Linked DNA regions of Homo sapiens: region 2 is linked to region 1. A link is an interaction called in ENCODE POLR2A ChIA-PET data of the cell type or tissue named here. Cell type or tissue: OCI-LY7. All regions are shown on one strand. Each heading gives the region's core, and the rest is flanking DNA. Links, peaks and the distances in the headings are about the cores only.

Region 1 (10,510 bases), core at 5,102-7,601:
CAAAAATCCCTGCCCTATGGGAGCTTACATTTCAGAGGGGGAGACAAATATTGAACAGTAGATATGAAAAATAAATAAATTATACACTGGTAATATGTAGTTACAGACACACTGATAGAGAATGGAAAATGCGCTGACTTTCTCCTGTGGGAGTCGGCCTTGTTGGAGGCACCAGCCATTCCCTCGGGCTCCTCACGACTACGTCTCCTGCAGCGGGAGCCTCGCTGCTAACCCCTTGCTCTTTTGTCTCCTGCCCTTCTTCTAAATGAGAAGGTAGCTGAGGTCTCTCTGCGTTCAGCAGGAGCCACAAGGAAGGAGTCCTCTCGCTTTGCCCAGGTCACCTCCTTCTGTCCATCACTGCTGGCTTGTTTATTCCCTCACTGGCTCACATAGCTATCGCAGGGCCCAAGCACTCCTGCTGTTGGAGGACTTGCCCCTCATCATATTGGAATATGACATTGCACCTGCATCTCACTGTAAGTATACAATTTATAAATAACTATGTTAGACTTGACTTGTGGTGCCCTTTTGACATACTAATGACTAGGTAAAATTTACTGGGGATTTTGCGTGTGTGAGGCATGATCCTGGGTCCTTTATGTGTATACCTGATTTCCTTTAATCGTTGCAACAGCCCACACTGTTGGACTTGTCTGTATTTCCATCTCACAGGGGTGGCAGTCCAGGCTCACTTAAGCTCAGCCCTTGCCCAGGTCATACGATGTGGGAGCAGGAAGGAGAGGAGAGCAGGGCAGCCCCTGCCTATCACGGCCTCTGCTCTTTGTCTCATTACAAAACCACCTTCCTATTTGGGAGCCATTTAATTAAATATTTATTCATTTTTGAGTTTGTGGTATTCTTTTCTAATTTGGAGCATGTGTGTGTGTTTCCATGTCTCAAAGATGTGCATAGACTCTATGGTGCCAAATGTAGGAAACAGCCCTGCTTCCTCGCTAAACAGACATCTATCACATGGGAAACCAGTGCCCTCATCCAGAGCTGGTGGGAGAAGCGAAGAAGGTGCCACTTCAGGGAGGACAATTTGGGAGAATGGGTTTATGAATTAAAACACGTTTACTTTTGAACTCAATGGTTCCACCTCTAGAAGACAGGATTTCACAGGTGCTCAAAGATATGGATACCGGGATGTTCACTGTAACATTGTTTATATTATTAATAGCATTAAAAAGCTGAAAACTACCCCATACTCAATAGGAGGGGATTGTTTACATAAATCTTGTGCGTGTGTGCATGAAATGTTAGCCAAGCATTTCGGTGGGTGATTATGAACGGCATCTGGTGGGAAACAGTAGTTGCAGAGCATTTTGTGTTGTGTTCATCCATTTGTGTAAAAGCATCTATGCACATATATTACAAATAACTGCTTATATGGGTATAGAATACTTGAGAAGGATATATAAGAAACTGTGATGATGGCCATCTCTGAGAAGGAAGAGAGGGATTGGGGGGTTACTCACTCTTGTTTGTGTATCTTCACAAGTGCTTTGAGTATTTTTACACATGCATGTGTTATATTGACAGTTGGCAGTTGTTAGATACTCTCTGCACTACTGTATAAATAAATGGACTTAATCCACACGACTATGGTACAGGCTGCAGTACCATCCCCATCTTACAGATGATATAGCTGAGGCACAGAGAGGTTAAGTAGCTTGCTCAAGGCCACTTGGCTTGGAAGTGCTGGTAAGGGGGATTTTTGGCTGGGCAGTCTGGCCCCAGGACCTGAGACCTCAACCTCCACGATGTTAAAGAGAAAAGGAGAGCAAGCAAGCCCCTTAGATGGGCCTGGTGCAGCTCCCCCTTCCTCCTCTCCCAGAGGGACCATCTTCTCTTCTAGCCAGAGTCTTTGCCAACCCTCTCTGCTAGTTTCTTTGCCTCTAGCTGAAAATGAGCCAAGTCCTCCTACAGCCTAGGAAGCTGTGTGAGGCAGAGACAGTGCTGTGCATTCACGAAGCTATTTCTTTGTCCAGAGCACTGGATTAGAGCACGTTTTCAGTGCTCACAGCCCTAGCAGTGGTCAGACGCCTAAAGCTTGCCATGGAAATTTAGCAGGAGTGAGATGCTACTTCCTGTCCAAGGCAATGATGAGCAGGTGGTCCTTCTCCATGTTTCCCCCTTTCTGTGGAGCTAGAGGTCAAGGTGTCTGAGATGCAGGACTGCCAGGTGGGAGTAGCCTGGGTCCCCAAGTCACCACTTGTGGAAGGACCATGCACAACCACTGCCAGGCCTTCCTCACACAATGACAGGAGCCAGGTGCAGCTCTGTTGGGTTACACCGCTGAGATTTGGGGGTTTCTCGATGGCATTGTCTACCCTCTCCTTAGGGCCCAGGCCTCATCCTTGTCTGTTATTTTTTAACTCACAAATTCTTAAAGAAGATACAGACCCCGGAGACATAGGCTTCAAAGGTGCTTGTCACTTGCTGTCGGGACTTGCCCTCACCTCTCCTGGGCTTGCTCAGCCACAGTGGCCTCTAATGGGCAGAGTCAAGGGTGCTTCTCGGCTTGCGGTCCCTCTGGTTCTTCCTGAGCTTTAGGACTCCATAGCCTTAGTTTCTTGAACTCTGTCCTCTTCTAATCCTCTTCTCTTTCCTCTGGATCACATTCTCCTATAGCCTTACCCATCGAAAGGCATGGACTTAGGGTCAGGCATCCCTGATCTCTCCTGAACAAATTGTACAATCCTTTAACTGAGGCATGGGCTGTCCATCTCCTCAGGGCACCAAGAGCTGGGGCTCAGGGCTATTGCCAAGGGTAACGAGATCATTCTCATACCGAGCCCAGCACAGGGCTCAGCAAATGTCTGCTTTCTTCCCCTCTTCTATTCTCTGGATTATTTTCCTGCCTCATGCATCTCTGCCACAAATATAAACTGTATTTGTTCTCTTCTCTCTCTGTCTCTTCTTCTTTGGGGATTTGTAACTACTTCCACAATTTCATTCAGTTCTGTGCAGGTAGCTACTAGTATCTTGCCCTAGCTTTAGAGCTGTATCTGAAACTGCATCACATATGCATCATTAATTGATCAACTCACTCTACACTTATTTATTGAGAACCTACTTTTGACAAGAGCTTATGCTTGGCACTAGAGACAAAACAGTAAACAAATGTGGACGTGTTCTTTTCCTGTGGGGTTATTCATCTAACGATGAAGCCAGATATTAATACAATAATCTTGCAAATGCATATAAACTTGAGATTTTCACAAGTGTTTTAAAGGAAAGACATATGATTCTTTGAGATCTAATCATGGGTTCTTTGACTTAGCAAGGGTATTTCTTATGGAAGGTGGAGGTGAAGCTTAGTTCTGATGGAGAATGAGGAGTGAATTAGGGAAAGAGGGAGGGCCAGCATTCCTGAGAGAGGTACCAGTATGACCAAGCAGCTCATATCAGCAGTGAGTGTGGCAGGAAGAAGGTGGCGGGTAGAGGAGGAGTAGGGGAGGAACAGAAGGGGGCAAGCTGCGTGTGATCAGGGTGGAGAGGGAGTGTGGAAAAGTCTACTCTTTGCCCCTCAACATCTAGCCTCCTTTTAATTTCTTTTTTCTTTTTCTTTTTTTTGAGACAGATTCTCACTCTGTCACCCAGGCTGCAGTGCAGTGGCATGAGATCTTGGCTCACTGTAACCTCTGCCTCCCAGGTTCAAGTAATTCTCGTGCCTTAGCCTCCCCAGTAGCTGGGATTACAGACATGTGCCACCATGCCTGGGTAACTTTTGTATTTTTAGTAGCAACTGGGTTTTTCCATGTTGGCCAGGCTGGTCTAGAACTCCTGACCTCAGGTGATTCACCCATCTCACCTTCCCAAAGTGCTAGGATTATGTGTGTGAGCCACCGTGCCCGGCCCACCTTTTAATTTCTTACTAGAGAAACTTTTATTTTTACTGGGCCCAAGGCTGCCTGAATAGAGACTATATTTCCCAGCCTCCCTTGCAGCTAGACAAGGGCATGTAACTAAGTTTGGCCAACAGGATGTGAGTGCTCTGTTCAACTTTTGGGAAATGTTCTTAAGGGGAAGGGCACAGCCTTCTCTGTCCATTTGTCCTTCCTACCCGGTGGAACTCCAACAGCTTTTCTAAGCTGGAGCTGCCATTTTGAACCACAGGCAGGATCCTGGATGAGGGGGTGCAGAATGACAGAAAGGAAGCAGTCAGGGTCTCTGATGACCACGGACCTGCATGGTCTGCCCCCAGCCATTGATCTCTTTGTGTTCAAGAGAGAGAAACACACTTCTCTCATATTTAAGTTACAGTAGCTTGGGGGCTTCTGCCACTCACCGATGATTATAACTAATACAGACAGACAGCAGCCACACAGTGCAGGGCTTTGTGGCCATGTGAAGGCATTTTGTCCTGATCCTAAAGGTGGAGGCCCATAACTGAAGGGGTGGGAACCCATGCCGGGGTGCTACCACGGGCTCCAAAGCAAATTTGTTGCTTTCTGCACTCATCTGCTCAATTCTTTCAGCAGGCATTTACTGAGTATCTACTACATGTTCGGCTCTTACCTAGGTCCTGGGGAATCAAAAATTAGTATGATAGATTCCAACTTTGAGACAGAGGCAGTCTAATGAGTTATAGACATGTAAGTAATGATGACAGTTCAATCAACACTTACTGAGTACCGTGGTGACATTCCACAATGGTGTTGGCATATAAAACAGGGTAGAGCACTGATCAGTCAGAATGGGCACTGCCAGAAACAACAGGACGGCCACCCTGCTCTGTCCCAGCTGAGTTTCTTTCCAGCCAAGCACCTGATGTCCATCGGATACAGCGTCAGACTCTGGGAAATGCAGCGACCCAGGAGATAATGCCTGCTCTCATAGAGTTTATGAGTTTTACTCTCCAGGAAAGAAAAAAAGCCATGAAAATAATAGAAGTGGAGTCCTAGCGTCCCAAGATAGGTGTGGGATAGTGAGGTGAGGGGTGGAGTGGTTGGTTCTATCTGAAGGCTCAAGAAAAATCACCTAGAGGAGACACCTGTTGAGCTAAAGTGGTAAGAATGAATAGTAATTAGAAGGGGGTAAGGTTCAGGGCCCTCAGGGGTATGAACAACATGCCCCTGGAGTGCTGAGGATGAAGTAACTCATTTGTTCTGGCTGCGTATATGTGTATGTTTGCGTGTGTATGCTTGTGTATGTGTTTACAGTGGAGTGTCACTTAATGACAGGGATATATACTGAGAAATTTGTCATTAGGCTATTTCATCACTGTATAAACACCACAGACTGTGCTTACACAGACCTAGATGGTACAGCTTATTGCACACCTAGGCTATATAGTAGAGCCTATTGCTCCTTGGCTACCAACCTGTACAGGATGTTACTGCACTGGCTACTGTAGGCAATTGTAACACAACGGTAAGTATTTGTGTATCTAAACAGAAAAGATACAGTTACAATACGACATTATAATCTTATGGGATTACCGTCATATATGCCATTTGTCATTGATCGAAATGTCATATGCAGTGAATAACTGTATGTACGTGAGTGTAAGATGTGTGATAATGTGTGTGTATGTGTGTAATGCATGTATATGTGTGTGCACACACCCCCACACTGCATATGTTCAGGGAGGTGAGGGGGATTAAGGGAAGGCATTACAGAGGAGGTCACCACTAAGCAGAGTTTTGAAAGAAAAATAGGAGTTCCTCAGTGGACAAAGAAGAGCAGTTTTAAGTGAATAGGACCTGCTTTTTAAGAGGCCACAGGGTCTGAGAGGGGTGTGGAAAGATGTGCGGGGAGTTTAAGGCAGTGAGTCAGAGGGCTGAGACAGAGTCTTGCACTGTCACCCAGGATGGAGTGCAGTGGCACGATCTCAGCTCAGTGCAACCTCCGCTTCCCGGGTTCAAGTGATTCTCCTGCCTCAGCCTCCCAAGTAGCTTGGATTACAAGTGATGCCACCACGCCCAGCTAATTTTTTGTATTTTTAGTAGAGATGGGGTTTCACTATGTTGTTCAGGCTGGTCTCAAACTCCGAAGCCAGGAAAAATTTCAAACAGAGGGGAAACATGGTCGACTCTGTTTTTTTTTTTTGTTTGTTTGTTTTTTTTTTTTTTTTTGAGATGGAGTCTCGGTCTGTTGCCCAGGCTGGAGTGCAGTGGTGCGATCTCGGCTCACTACAGGGATATCTCTGCCTCCCGGGTTCACGCCATTCTCCTGCCTCAGCCTCCCAAGTAGCTGGGACTACAGGCACGCACCACTGCGCCCAGCTAATGTTTGTATTTTTGGTAGAGACTCTGTTTTTTTTTTTTTTTTTTTTTTTAATTAAAGAAAAGGTAATTAAGCTATGTGTGGTGGCACATGCTTATAGTCCCAGCTACATGGGAGGCTGAGGCAGGAGGGTCCCTTGAGCCTAGGATTTCAAATCTAACCTGGACAACATAACAAGACACCATCTTTAAAAAACAAAAGTTAATTGGGAGAAACTCCCAAAGTGTCCCCCTATGGAAAGTTAGTAAAAAATAATGGTGTACTACTCAGTGGAACTTCAAACGGCCATTAAAAACAAGGAGGTGGATCTATCTGTGTTCATATAGAATCATTTCTTTTTAAAATATTTTATTTTATTTTAAGTTCTGGGATACATGTGCAAGACGTGCAGGTTTGTTACACAGGTAAACGTGTGCCATGGTGGTTTGCTGCACCTATTAACCCATCACCTAGATGTTAAGCCCTGCATGCATTAGCTATTTATCCTGATAATCTTTCTGCCCCCACACCCTCACCCCCTCCCGCTGACTGGCCTCAGTGTGTGTTGTTCCCCTCCCTGTGTCCATGTGTTCATATAGAATCATTTATAAGATAAATCATTGAGTTGAAAATAATCAGGGTGCTGTGTAGTGTTTGTAGTATGGTCCAATTTGTTTGAAAGATGTGTGTGAATATGCCTGCATAAAGATGTCTATCTATCTGTCTGTCTATCTATCTATCTATCTATCTATCTATCTATCTATCTATCTATCTATCTAGCTATCTATCTATCTAGCTAGCTAGCTATCTATCTATCTAGCTAGCTAGCTATCTATCTATCTAGCTAGCTAGTTATCTATCTGTGCTTGTATGTACCTAATGTTGCTTTCTATAGAAATTAAGAACACATTTCAATTAAGAACACATTAAAATAGCAACAAGATCTCACATTTCACCAAATATTTTAAATAAAGATAGTTTCCTATATTGGCCAGGGTTCTGGGAAGCAATTTCTACAGAAATTGTTATTTCTATATAGGCACACAAAAAATTATTAACAGTGTTTGCTTCTATGGAGGGGAATTAGGAGTACATGTTCTGGAGGAGACTTACTTTTCATTGGAAACCTTTTATATGAATTGAATCTTTTTAAACATGTGCATGCATTACTTTTCCAATAAATTAAATAAATATGTATTAAAAATTTTATTCTGCCTGAAATGTGAGTGATGGATTGAAGTGAGAAGAGACTTAGGGTATCACGAACCCTTCCTTGCCTCCATTTCCTTGATTAATGGTGTCACATCCATCCAGGTTTCAGTCGCAAACCTTGAAGTCATCTTCAACTCCCCCCATGTCTAATCAGTTATCAAGTCCTGCCTGTTCTACCCCAGAAACCCCTCTCCTCTCAGCCCTGGAATAGACAGAGAGATTGATGGGACAGAGCTGCAAGCCCAGAAACAGACTGGAGTATGTATAAATATTTAGTATGTGATAATGGTGACATTTCAAGTCCTTGTGGAAAGGATGGATTATTCAATAAATGATGTTGGAAAAAATTAACTCCAATCCTTAGCTCAGTCATAAGCTAAAATAAATTCCTGGTGAATTTAAGACGTATATAAAAATAAAGTCACAAAGGCACTAGAAAAAAATGTAGGTCAGTCTGCTACATAAAATATGGGACTGGAAAGGGTCTTTTTAAGGAAGATGTTGAGAGAAGATATTATAAAGACAAATTTGATAGGTCAGACTATACACAGTTATTTTTGTTACATACTACACGCATAAAAAGCAAATGTATGACTGGAAAAAATACTTCCAAAAATGTGGCATATAAAATGTTAATAAACTTAATTTGTAAAGAAAGCTTACAAAACAATAAAAAAGATAAACACTCCTAATAGACAAATGGAAATAAGTAATTAACAGAAGAGAAAAACAAACGGTAAGTAAACATATGAAAAAATGTTCGATGTTGCTGTTTTATAATTAAGAACACATTAAAATAGCAACAAGATCTAGCATTTCACCGAATATTTTAAATAAAAGATAGTTTACTATACTGGTCAGGATTCTGGGAAGCAATGTCACATATCACAGGAGGGAGTGTAAAGTAGGTCAGACTCCATGGGGTACTCCACCAGCGTATATCAAAGTCTTCAGAAATTTACGTATCATCGACTCCCTAATTTTATGTGTAAGACTTTATCTTGAGAAAATTATTAAGAACATCACAATGATCACCACAGTATTGCAGATAACTTCAAATGTTTGGAAAACAAAACCCTAAAATTTCTTGGAATGAACAATTGATTAAATAAACGGAGGTATATCCAAACAACGTGCTATTATGTGGCCAGTAGAAGTATCTTGGTTGAAAATTACATTCGTACACTGAATTTAGAAGACAGCGCATAAAATGCAACTCTGTTTTGTTTGTACAAACATCCACTCACAGATGTAAAGGTATAGACAAAAGTGTAACACTTTCAACAGGAGCCGTTTCTGGATGGGAAAATTATAAATGATTCTTATTTTCTTAAAAATCACTCTATATTTCAAAAAAAGCCTAATAAATATCAATTACTAGAAAAATATTAAAAATGTAAAATTCACCTGCCCTTTGTCCCAGAAGTTATAGAAATTCATTATAAAGAAATAATTAGAGAAGACAGAATGGATGTTGGTTCAATGTTTTTCATCCCAGCATTCCAAGGAATGATGAAAACTGGAAATAACTTTAACATCTAAAACCAGAGAATATTTAGGTAAATGATGGTCGGATACAATGGAATGCTGTGAAGTCATAAAACTTGAGTTATAGAAGAATATTTATTAAAATGAAAAAATTATTCACAAGAATAAGTGAAGGCAAAGCAGGCTAACCCTTGTTTGAAAGAAACAGAAAATATTAGCAAATTCTACACTAAAATAGTGTAGTTACTCTGGGTGGACAGGCAAGCTCTTTTGTTTGACATTCTTATACGTTTCTAAGTGTTCTGTATTCCACATGTATTCCACATTTTAGTTTTTTTAAAATTTGGGGAACTATTAAAACACCATAAAAAATTAAAAGTCAAATAACATGACTAGGAAAATATTACCCCATATGTGGTATTCAAAGTGTTTTAATATATTTAATCCACAAAAGGCTCTTGTAAGTCAAGAAGAAAAATATGAACATCTCAATAAAAAGATTTGTGTGGAATATATAAAGACCATTAAGAAAAGAAATATAATCATTCAGTTAGCATATGAAAAAAGTGGAATATTGCTAGTAATACTCAAAGAGAGATGAAAATTTTTGCTCTTCAAATTGGAATCCATTTATCAAACACTGATAATACCCAGTGTTGCTGTTTCTGGGAGTAGGGGGTTGGGATGGAGAAGGAGAAACCCCCCTTCATGCAGTAATGCTGGGAGTATAAATTACTCAGCTTTTCTGGAGAGCATTTTGGCAGATAGACGAAAAATCTTAAAAACATTAATTCTTTGTGACCCAGGAGTCCAGTTTCTAGGAATACATCCTGAAGAAACAACCACGGATGTGCAAAAATTTCATGGACAAGAATGCTCTTTGCAGCCCTACTTATTATAATAACAAAAATTTGGAAACAGTCCAAATAGTCAACAATGAAGGTTTGGCTTGGTTGGCAATCACAGTACAAGTCCACAACATGATAAGCAGGATTCCAGAATCCACAATGCAATTACAGTTAACAGATCTGCATTAGGTTTGCTGCAATTTCACTGGTGGCAAAAATCTGACACTGAACTGAAGGGAATCTTTTTAATAGTCATCATTTATCTCAGTTAGTGAGAATATTCAAATATTTTCTTGTCCAAATACTGTATTTGATTCTAGGCTACTGTTGAGGTCCCACTGCAGGTGCTTCCTAATGTATCCTTTTTTTAAAACAGATTTTTACCTTTTCAAAACCTAATTAATTCTAAATTCTGAAATATCTGGCCCCAAAGCTTTCAGATAATATTCAAATAATGAAATCCCATGATACCACTTAAATTCATGTCCTCAGGGAGCTTTGTTGGATATTTTGGTCACTTACTTTTTTTTCCCTATTTTTTTTTCTGTTTGAGATGGAGTCTCACTCTGTCGCCAAGGCTGGAGTGTAGTGGCGCGATCTTGGCTCACTGCAACTTCCGCCTCCCGGCTTCAAGCGATTCTCCTGCCTCAGCCTCCCAAGTAGCTGGGATTGCTGGCACCCGCGACCACGTCCAGCTAATTTTTGTATTTTTAGTAGAGATGGGATTTCACTGTGTTGGCCAGTCTGGT
Region 2 (10,510 bases), core at 2,971-5,470, 440 kb before region 1:
GAAGAAATGTCATTATTGAACTGACTCCTGCTAATTCCCTGTAAAGGCCGGAGTAGGCTGACAGGTGGGCCAGGCAAGAGGTCTACAACACACATCATTTTGTCAAGGCAAAGACGCTGGTTCCAAGGTGGCAGGCCCTCTATGGTTCCATTCTCCTATATTTATTTGTGGTTTATCTGTTAAGTATGTTTATCTATTAAGTATGTTAAATGTTTCCTGCATGACTAATGGATATTCACCAAGTTATTCCACAGTGGTGGGATGTCAGCTTTACTTTCTTATAATTTTCTGTATTCCTTGATTGTCCTACACATAGTATGTATTATCTTTGGACTTACAAGAAAAATTCCATAAAACCACTTTCATTTCAGAATGAAATCCAAAGTTAAGACCTTTTCCCTGGGAAAGGTGCTGTGTACCATCCATCCTCAGAACTGGTAAGTCAAGAGTCAAGCATAAAACAGCCATGTCACCACCTGAGCTTCCGAGGCCCAGGGAAGGGCGTGGGCACGAGGCATTGCTGGGGAGTCACCTCTGCTTCTCTCCCTCCACACACGGCACACTTCCACCCCAGCAGACTGGTGTCCTGGCATCCTGGCAACTGCACCAGCCTCCAAACTATGTTCTCTGCCTCTAGCACCCAAGTCCCTCCTCTACCTGCTGAGGCAAATCTGACCATGTCATCCCTTGTCTAAAACGTTCTTTCGCTCCCCAGGGGTGTCAAGATCAAGTTCAAGCTCCTTAGATTGGCATTCAAGGACTCAGATGATGTGGTCCCTAGAAGTGTCATGCCTGGTCTCCAGGAGGGCCATCTTGCTGCCCTCAGCCTGGGTTGCTCTCGCCTGACTCCCCCGGCAAGACCCTTAAAGACATATATACACTCTGGTTTGCCCAACTTCACTAGAGCCCCTGCTCTCCCAAAAGATCCATATGCCGATCAAAGTGTTGGGCAGCAGCTGGGTGCCAGCCTGCAGCTAGGAGGGGAAACTGCTGCAAATCCAGGGGTGGCAGAGGGAAGCTGAGGCCCCCCCACCCTCCCTACCAATCTTTGGGCTTTTCCAGAGGATGAGGAGCCAGGCCCCTGCTGATGAATTTGAAAGGGAAGGTGAGCTGTGGGCCAGCAGTCTGGGGTGACGCTCTCCAGGAGGGGAAAAAAATCAGGCATGGTGATCTCAGCCCTGTGGATGCTACGGTTTGGGGTTGCTGTGGTCTGAGTGTTTGTGCCTCTCTAAGTTAACGTGTTGAAATCTAATCCATTGAGATGGTACGAAGAGCTGGGGCCTTTGGGAGAGGATTAGGTCATCAGGAATACACCTTCATGAATGGGACCAGTGCCTTATGAAAGAGGCTTGAGGGCGCTCTTTGCACCCATGTGAGGACACAGCCAGAAGGTGCCATCTACGGGGAGCGTGCCCTCACTGGACATCAAATCTGCCAGAGCCTGATCTTGCCTCTGCAACAGGGAGTGATCAATTGCTATTGTTTGTAAGTTACCTAGTCAAAGGTATTTTGCTATAACAGCCTGAACAGACTAAGGCAGGGGCCAAGCAATGCTGCCTGTTCCCTGCCTCAGTCTCCCCAGCTGCGATGCAGGATGCAGGCAGTATTCTGAGAGGCACAGTGGGAAGGCCCAGCCCTGGGAACCAAGCCAGTGCTTCTGCTGCTCCCCCTCAACAAGGGGAGCCCACACCCCCCTTGGGCCCCAGACAAACCTGGGAGTGTGGTGTGTAATTGAATTTGGCCTAATTACCTAATTGCACTGAGGAACAACCAGTACTGACAGAGGCCTTGGTGTCGGGGGCGTGGCTGGAAGCCAGGAGCCAAGAGGGAGCCTCCAGATTCCCCAGGCATTCATGGAACCAGTACTGGGCATCAGTACTTCCTATCACTTAGCCCCTTGGATGCTTGGAACCCCAGGGGGCAGGTGGTGCTGTTCCCATTCCACAGATGAGGAAATGGAGGCTCAAAGTGGCACATCTTGCACAGGGACACCAAGTCAGAAGAAGCAGGAGGGGGTTTAGCTCACATTCCTTCCGCACCTGCACCTTAATATTTTCGTAAAGCTGAAAGGAGAGGATGTGCATGCAGTATTTTGCCTAGCATCTAAAACATGGTAACTCCTTAACTGATTGGCAGTAGTAGTAGGATGATGTTAGGGTTTCACATAAAGGTATGGTGGCAATAATAGCAGGAGTAATGCCAGCCTCGCCCCTGGTACGATGAGGGATGCTGGGAAGATTGCATCCCCCACCCTGTGTCAGTCTCTTCTCAGATTAAACTGGGGCTTGGGCTAGGTGATCCTCAAAGCCCTCTACACTCTGACATTCATGTCAGAGAGGAACAGTAACGATAATGTAACCCTACCACCAATACTTATTATGTATACCTATGAATTATTATGTATCTTGTGACCTCCAAAAATACACCGTCCTCCTGCTTCCCCTTTGCTGTCCAACACACAGTATCCTCCTTCCCATACCAGCCATCTTCCTCCCATAAGTGATTTTTTGAGGGGTGCAGGGGTACCACCCACTCACCTATTCTGTCTCAGTCATTGGGATGTAGCAAATAAGACACTGAGTTTTCACTACATGCAGGGCACAGTTTTCCCTTATATCCTCCCATTTAATCCTCAACGCAGACAGCACCAAACGAGGGTTACAGTTAGCCCCGTTTCCTGATGCAACAGCTGAGGATCAGAGAGGTTAAGTCAGTTCCTTAAAGTCACACAGCTCTAAAGCAGGAGAGCAGGAGGCAAGCTCAAGGTGGCCAACCTCCACTAGATTCTCCAAAAACTGACCCTCCTCCCATCATTCATGGGTCCATTGTTCCTCAAATGATTTCAGCCCAGTGCCTCCACTGGCCACCCAAGAGCCAGCCTCAGTCTCACTGGACTAGCTGCACAGGAGTGGTCAATAGCATTAAAAACACCAGGCATGACCGGGCACGGTGGCTCATGCCTGTAATCCCAGCACTTTGGGAGGCTGAGGCAGGTGGATCACCTGAGGTCAGGAGTTCGAGACCAGCCTGGCCAACTTTGTGGAACCCCATCTCTACTAAAAATTGTATTTTAGCCAGGCGTGGTGGCGTGTGCTTGTAATTCCAGCTACTTGGGAGGCGGAGATAGGAGAATTACTTGAACACGAGAGGCGGAGGTTGCAGTGAGCCAAGATCGTGCCACTGCACTCCAGCATGGGTGACAGAGCGAGACTCCGTCTCAAAACAAAAAAAAACAAAAAACAAACAAACAAAACCCCCCACCAGGCTTCCTAGGCTGGGCATGGTGGCTCACACCTATAATCTTAGCACTTTGGGAGGCCGAGGCGGGCAGATCACCTGAGTTCAGGAGTTCAAGACCAGCTTGGTCAACACAGTGAAACCCCATCTCTACTAAAAATACAAACATTAGCCATGGTGGTGGTTGCCTGCAACCCCAGCTGTTGGGGAGGCTGAGGCAAGAGGATCGCTTGAACCTGGGAGGCAGAGGTTGCAGTGAGCTGAGATCGCGCCATTGCACTCCAGCCTGGATGACAAGAGTGAAACTCCGTTTCAAAACAAAAACAAAAACAATAACTCCAAGCTTCTTGTGGAATCACAAGTGCTGGCAGTTCTGGGTGTGTGTCACGCATGGCCTCAGGTGGCCCCTGTGTAGCAGCTGTCCCCTTGGTGGGGCTGGGCACTCTGGTGCCCCTGATCACTTCTGTATCTTCAGTGAGATGCCATCTTTGTGTCATCTGCCTAGCTGTGTGGACATGTGACTCTGACACAGAGCAAAGGCACCCCAGGAGGAGGCACAGGACCGGAACCCTAAAACCTAGCCTAGCCCGAGCAGGGCATGAGTGCCCTCGGAGGAGGGGTCCACACCCTGGGCCTTGACCCATGGGGCCACCTTGGCACCTGTGCCCTCCTTCTTTAGAGGGGCTGTGTCTTTCTTCTCTTTTGTTTTTCTCCTCCCACAGTTCTCTTTCCATTTGGAGAGGGAGGAGAACTAGGCACAGAGGCCCTGACACTCAAATCTCTCCCTGGAGACCACTGGGCCACCTGCACATCCTCGCGCTTCCACACGGGCGGACAATCAAGCACAGGCACCACCTCCACCGCATCCAGCATGCTTCAGAGTGCTGGCTTCCCGGCTTCCCCAGGGAGCTCAACAGTGAACCACTTTCCCGCCGTCTGTGCAGGGAGGAGTTCCCATTTTCTCTCTTCTGAGACCCTTTTGAACAGACATGGACCCTGCACACAGGCGGGCCCCTCGACTCCCGGCAGACGCTTAATTGGGAGGAAGTGATTCTAAACATCTGGGGCGCACATCTGAGAGTGGGCTCAAGACCACACGGAGCCTGGAGGAAATGGGAATGTATGCAATGATGTCACTTCCTTGGCTGAGGGTCCTCAGGAGGGGGCAGAGCTAAACAACAGCAGGCATTTCTGGGGGCGTGGCCCAGGGCTGGAGCAGGGCAGCAGCCTGTGAGCAGATAGCCGGCCACCTAGAGCAGACGCTGCAGATGACCCTGGCAGAGCCGAGCAGCAGGACCTGTGGTGCACGGAGCAGTGGTCCCAAGGGGAAAGGGGAGAGACAAAGGAAGTGGGGGAGAGAGGGAAAGGAGGAGAAAGGAGACGGGGAGAGTGAAAGAGAGGAAGGAGAAAGGGGGGCGGGGAGAGAGAGAAAGAGCCAAAAGGACAGAGGCAGAGAACTGTTTTGCTCGGCCGGAGCCTCCCAGGGCAACCTACGGAGGAGGGCAGCGTCCCCACACAGGGTGCAACGAGTCAGTTCTGATCCTGGCTCAGTCCCTCCCTAGCTGTGTGACCCTGGGCAAGGGACTTAACCTCTCTGAGCCTCAGTTTCCTCACCTGGGAAAGAAGCACAGGGGATCCCTGTTGCGGGCTGTTGTAAGTCAAGGGGCTCACCTATGTAAACTGATGGCAGATGACTATCCCCTCACCGTCCCAACCCAGTCCAGGTTGGAAACTTCCTGCTGGAAGTGGCTGGTCCCGCCTCTCTGCTTCCCCACCCCACAGTGTGGTTCTGTGTTGTGGGTCTGTTGACACCATCTTTTCCTAAGCATGTCCCTGCCAGGTCTGGGTCTGTGAGCTCCTTTGGGAGTACAGGGTTCCCTAAGTACGGATCACAGAGTCTAAACATAATAGCTACCCATGAGCTTACGTTGAAGGGGTGAATTTAGCTTATCCTGTGCGCTGAGTTTCTGCCGTCATTATAATTATGTGCCTGTTTGAAAGGCAGACTGCTAATGTTTCCCCCCAGTAATTCCTGTTTCCTGCAGAGACAATAGTGTCTCTTCATCCCAAACAGGTGAGACTGGGTCCTCTGGAATTCCCTACAGGAGTCCAGCCCCAGGCAGTGTTTCTCACCTGGCCAGCCTCAACAAGCCAGGAAGCTTTCCTAGGAATATAATGAAGCATCTGTTAATAACTCTTCAAGGAAAGCCGTGGCCAGACTTCCCGAGCTCTGGGTTCTGTGTCTCTCTGGGCTCAGAACAGCACAGGCAGCCGGCAAGGAGGCTCTGCTTCCCTCCAGCCATCTGCCTGGCCACCGCCCTGTCCCCAGTGAGGGGAATTACCACCTTGCAGAGCTTCCACTGCAAAACACAAACACCTGGTTGCCTGGGCCGCACCTTGTCAGGGTGAGGAGATCCAGATGGTCCCTGGAGAGACAGCTGGGTTACCATGGAAACAGAATTGCTGCTGCTCCAGCCAGGAGAGCTGGATTCTAGATCTGTGGGACCCCAAGCTCAGTGGAGAGAGTGATTTGCATACAGTCACATAGCAAGTAGGTCTCAGAGCCTGGACTGTAAAGCAGGACTTCAAAATAATCAGAACTATTACATGCAGAGCCCTCATGAGATGGCAGTTTATGCTACATACTTGGTACCTATCATTTCATGAGAGGCTGGGAGATGAGGCCGGGGATACATATAGCATGGAAGCTGCAGAGCTAAACCAGGCCCACGTCAGCCTGATCTTGAAGCCCAAGCTCAGGTCCCTGTCCTAGGCTACCCCCAATTCTGGTTTCCAGCACTGGGCTCTACATAGCCTGAGACTAGCCCCATACCAGAAGCTAGCTGGCCCTGACTCAGGGAACACTGAAATGGTGGAGGCAAGGAGGGGCTAGGGGCCTGCAGGCAGAGACCCATTTCCAGGGCCTGAACCCTCACCTCCGAGCCCTTGCTCTGCCATGCATGCTGACCTGGGCAGCTCACAGGGGCAAGAGGGCAGGGGTCTGTTGGCCTGAGCCTTCCTCCCTGCCCCTGTGTGCCAGATGGGCCCTGGGAACAGGCAAGAGGCACATTCACAATGAGTCTGATCCCAGGGAAGGAGGAAGAGAAGAAGGCACAACCATGGAGGAGGAGAAGGAGCACCATATTTGGAGTTGGGGCAGGCCCAGGTCCACAACCCTCCTCCCCCAGTCTCTTGATTCTTCCTTCTTCTCTTCAGACTCAAGGGCCCACACATCCATCCACTCAGAGCCATGTCTTCACTCATCCCTTGCCTTGTTATACAAAGGGTTGAGCTACTTTGGACAAGTGAATAAATCTCTTTGAGCGTCAGTTTCCTAATCTATAGAATGGGTTGGATTCTCATGAGGATCATAAAATACCCAGCTGCAATGCATGGCATGAAGCAGTAGCTCAATAAATGGTACTTTAAATGTTACTTTCTCTTCCTCCTACCAATCTTTGAATAATTTTGAGCTGGGCTGCTGGGAAGACTTGGCGAGACAGAAGCCCTCAAGGTTTCCCTCACCCAGGGCACAGACAGGATGGGAATGGTGAGACAGAGGCCTTCAAACATCCCTTGCCCAGGGCACAGACAGGGTGCTGTGGGCCCTGTCCAGCCTCCCTCTGCCAGCTCTCTACTTTCCCCTTCTGCAGGGCTGCCTGCCTCCTGCACAGTGGCTCAGATTCTTTTTTGGGGAAAGGGGGGATGCATTCTTAGCCCCATCTAAACCTCTGCTGTCTTGGAGACCCCATTTACCCCACCTTAGTTAACAGGGTCCCACTCATCTCCACACCCTTGGAGGTGGTGTGACTGGCATTTACCTTGGCCCTACCTACACATAAGGGTTCCATATTTTTACAACACTAGGTTTTGTGCTACCTCCAGGTATGAGAGGCATTTCAGAGAGCATGAATGCCAACAGGCTGGAATAAAATTTCTCACGCATATACAGCATGTCCTATACACCTGGCCCTGTTCCAAGCACTGTATAGACCTTAACCCACTTAAAACCTATGATGTAGGCATTATTATAATCCCCTTTTGTCAAACGAGAGAACCATGGCACAAAGGAGTTAACTGACTCTTCCAAGGTCTCAGAACTGGTGATTAGGGGGCTGGGTGGGATTCACACCCAGACAGGCTACTCCAGAATCCATGCTTTTTAATGACCACCCTTCTCTATGAAACAGCTGAATGGCTTCTGGAAAAAATATCTGAAATTGGGGCTGACCCAGGCTCTCTGCTATTCATCATCCATGGGACCCTGAGTGTTGAATGAGCCCAAAGATGGGAGGGTGTTTAACCTACCAGCAAGGACAAATCATTGTCAAACACTTAAGGCCTCCACTTGCAAGCAGTTCAGGTGATCTTTGGCAGCTCTCAAATCATTACTGTGTCTTTCCCAAGACTTCATTTTAACCTGTTCATAGAAAGCAGGGGCAGCTGGTGGCTTTGGGGTTGAATGTTCTTGTTTGAATCACAATTTTGGCTCTTTTTGGCCAGAAAGCCCTGGTCAAATTATTTTATTTATCTAAACCTCAGTTTCCTCATCTGTAAAATGGGGTAGATATGAGTACCTGGGATCACCATGTGGGATAAGTGAGTTCATGGATACTCAAGGCAGTGCCTGTTACAGAGAAAATGCAGAACTTAATGTTGGTTGCATCATGACTGAAAGGGGCTAGGAATCAGATCTTTTCCTAATCCAGATGCCCTTCCCTGACCTGTCCTGGCTCTGTATGTCTAAAGAGGCAAAACTGATGATAACCGTACCATCATTAATGCCTATCTGTCTGTCTAACCCAGAAGGTACATACTTTGGTATTTACAAGGTATTTACAAGGCTGTGGCTTGCAACACTTGGTTAAAAAAAGTTCCACAACCAGCCTGCCCACCTTCTACCGAGGCCCTGCTCCATTTCACTCTCACACCCTCGAATCCCCTGAAATCCCTCCTCTGGGGGCGAGAATGCTAAGCTCCATCTTAAAACCAAAGCTCTGGCTTCCTTAATCCTCTTACCTGGCTCTTTCCTCTACAGAATTAATTGCTGCCAATGGCTTTTTTAACTCCTTGGGCAGCCATGGCATCCTCAGGGCAACCTGGGGCAGTGCTGGTGGGGGTTGTTTTGGCAGGACCTCTGTCCTGGGTGCACCTGTGGATAGGGTGGCTAGAGGCAGATGCAGGAAGGCTCGGGAAGGCAGGCATGGTGATACCTGTGGCCCTGCATCTCCAGAGAAGCTGTTCCAGCTCCTCGGGAGCACCACTGAGTCCCTGGTGACCTGCAGAGATGCAGGGATGGCCTGGCCAGAGCTCTGGTCCCACTTCTGCCCTTGCCGAGACCACCTCCCCACCCCTCAGAGCCTCTATTTTCCCCTTAAAATGGGAACAAGCTCATCTGGAGGAGTCATAGGGTTGGACATGTAAGGGAGGGTGAAGGGCTGTGTGGCCCTGCACGGTTACTGCCATCTCCCACCCACAGAATGGGAGCATTCACTTATTTCAAACCAGGAGAGAAGGGACTGCGTGTATTGCATGTGTATGTGTTTGTAGGCCCTGTGCTTAGCATGAGGTGGGCCTGGCACAAGAAGCTTGTCATCCCTCGCCCTTAAAATTCCAGTTTAGTATTTTTTATTTTAAGAGGCACTCTCACACCCACGGCCTCATCATTCTTCCTGCAGCCGTGAAGGCAGAGAAATGGTGTAGATGGACAGACTGAGGATGAGACGGCTGCTGGGCAGGGCACAGCCTACCCCAGGCCCCAGAGCCTCCTTCAGAGCTGCACTTCTTAACTAGGGCACCCTCAAGTGTGGTCTAGGTGATATGGCCCCCCAGGTTGCTTAGGTAGTCACAGGTCCCAGTGGGAGAACCACTGCAACCTCAGCTGTCTTTCCATCATTGGGATGCTGTTGTTTCTAAGAAGAGAGGCTCAGTAGTTTGGTGCTCACTGGTCTTTAAGCCTTTTCTAAACCCCTTCACCCTTTACCTCCCCTTTTTTTTAATTAAAAAAATTTTTTTGTAGAGATGTCTCACTATGATGTCCAGGCTGGTCTCAAACTCCTGGGCTCAAGTGATCCTCCCACCTCAGCCTCCCAAAATGCTAGGATTACAGGGGTGAGCCACTGCACCCGGCCATCACCTCCCTTTTTAACTAGCAGAGAACTGGCTCACCCTCCATCATTGAGCAGTCACCTGTAGCTAAACTAGGAGACAAGGTATGGTTTCTACTGTCTTTGTTTTGGCAGTTTCTGAATGTGGTAAGGGAGACTGATCTGCCATTTAAGGAAGCAATATAAAATTTCCTTTAAGAAATATTAAGAACTCAATCTTAATACAAGCGGTACTGAAATAAAGCAGAGATGATGGGGGTGTGATGCCAGTGACTGAGTCTGGAAAGCATCTTGTTGCAGGCACTGTGGGTGCTTCTTCTACACAGCCTCTGCTTACTGCATGCACTGGGACTCTGCCTGGGCGTTTTCTGCTAACTCGAGTGCCAAGGGTTCATCCACCTGCTCCCCGACCTCAAGCTGACCTTGCCCAATAATGGTGGAGAGATGGTGGAGAAATGCCTCCTCCTCCTCGCCTCTCAGGTGGGTAAGGGGCACATTCTAGCTGCCAGCACTCCCAGCAGGACTGAGCCCCAGGTGTCCACAGCAGGTTACGTGCTTCCTAACCACTCTTTTCACTGATTTCCTTCCCTTCCCCATCTCATTTCCTCCACTTCTCGATCAGTGCTTTCTGGGATCCTCCTGAAGGAACAACTTGCACTGGAATCCTCACCGCAGGCTCTGCCTGTGGGAACCCACACTCAGACACACATCATCTAGTTGCAATGCCTGCAGCAGCCTGGCCTTCCCCTACTACAGACCTCGTTAATGCCTACTCCTACTCACTGTGCAGATCCCCTATCCCAATCAGGTGGCCGTGGGGCGGCATAGGGGGTGGGCTGCTGAGGGCCCTGGTGACAGAAGCAGGCCCTTCTTAGGGTCCCATCCTCCAGGCTCCCCTCTCATTTTGGACAGGCCTGGAAAGCAGGTACCCACTGGCTCGGCCCAGGGTGTCCTTGTGTACACCCCCGCTCTGTAGGCAGGGGGGCCAGTGATGAGCTAATCCCCCAGATGAGAGGTCTGTCCCCTGGAGCTCTCGGGGAACCAGAGAGGGCTGCGCTAGGAAAACTGCTGACCCAGCCAGGAGCTGCCGGCTCTCCTTCTCACCCTGCCCCTGCCAACTCCAACCAAACTCTGAAGAAACCCATGACTGCTGCTGCTTCTGCTTA

The links. ChIA-PET counts read pairs that join two places held together with the same protein. Peaks named below come from ENCODE experiments on the same cell type or tissue, not always from the same donor. Only the 100,000 strongest peaks of a DNase experiment are listed, where the experiment ranks them.
Region 2: POLR2A ChIA-PET joins it to region 1 with 10 read pairs; 2 of 35 experiments call an interaction of 5 or more read pairs at or near these places.

Annotation. Positions count from the first base shown.
Region 1 is chr10:78,786,651-78,797,160 of GRCh38, reverse strand. No RefSeq gene overlaps it. Among named protein-coding and RNA genes, the nearest start is that of ZMIZ1-AS1, 280 kb to the left of the region's middle. In OCI-LY7, for the core only: no CTCF peak of the experiment used is centred there; no DNase peak of the experiment used is centred there.
Region 2 is chr10:79,224,306-79,234,815 of GRCh38, reverse strand. All of the region lies in intron 7 of ZMIZ1 (zinc finger MIZ-type containing 1), which reads right to left. Among named protein-coding and RNA genes, the nearest start is that of PPIF, 120 kb to the left of the region's middle. RefSeq lists enhancers at 4,290-4,584, 9,451-10,188, 10,189-10,510. In OCI-LY7, for the core only: no CTCF peak of the experiment used is centred there; a DNase peak (open chromatin) is centred at 4,225.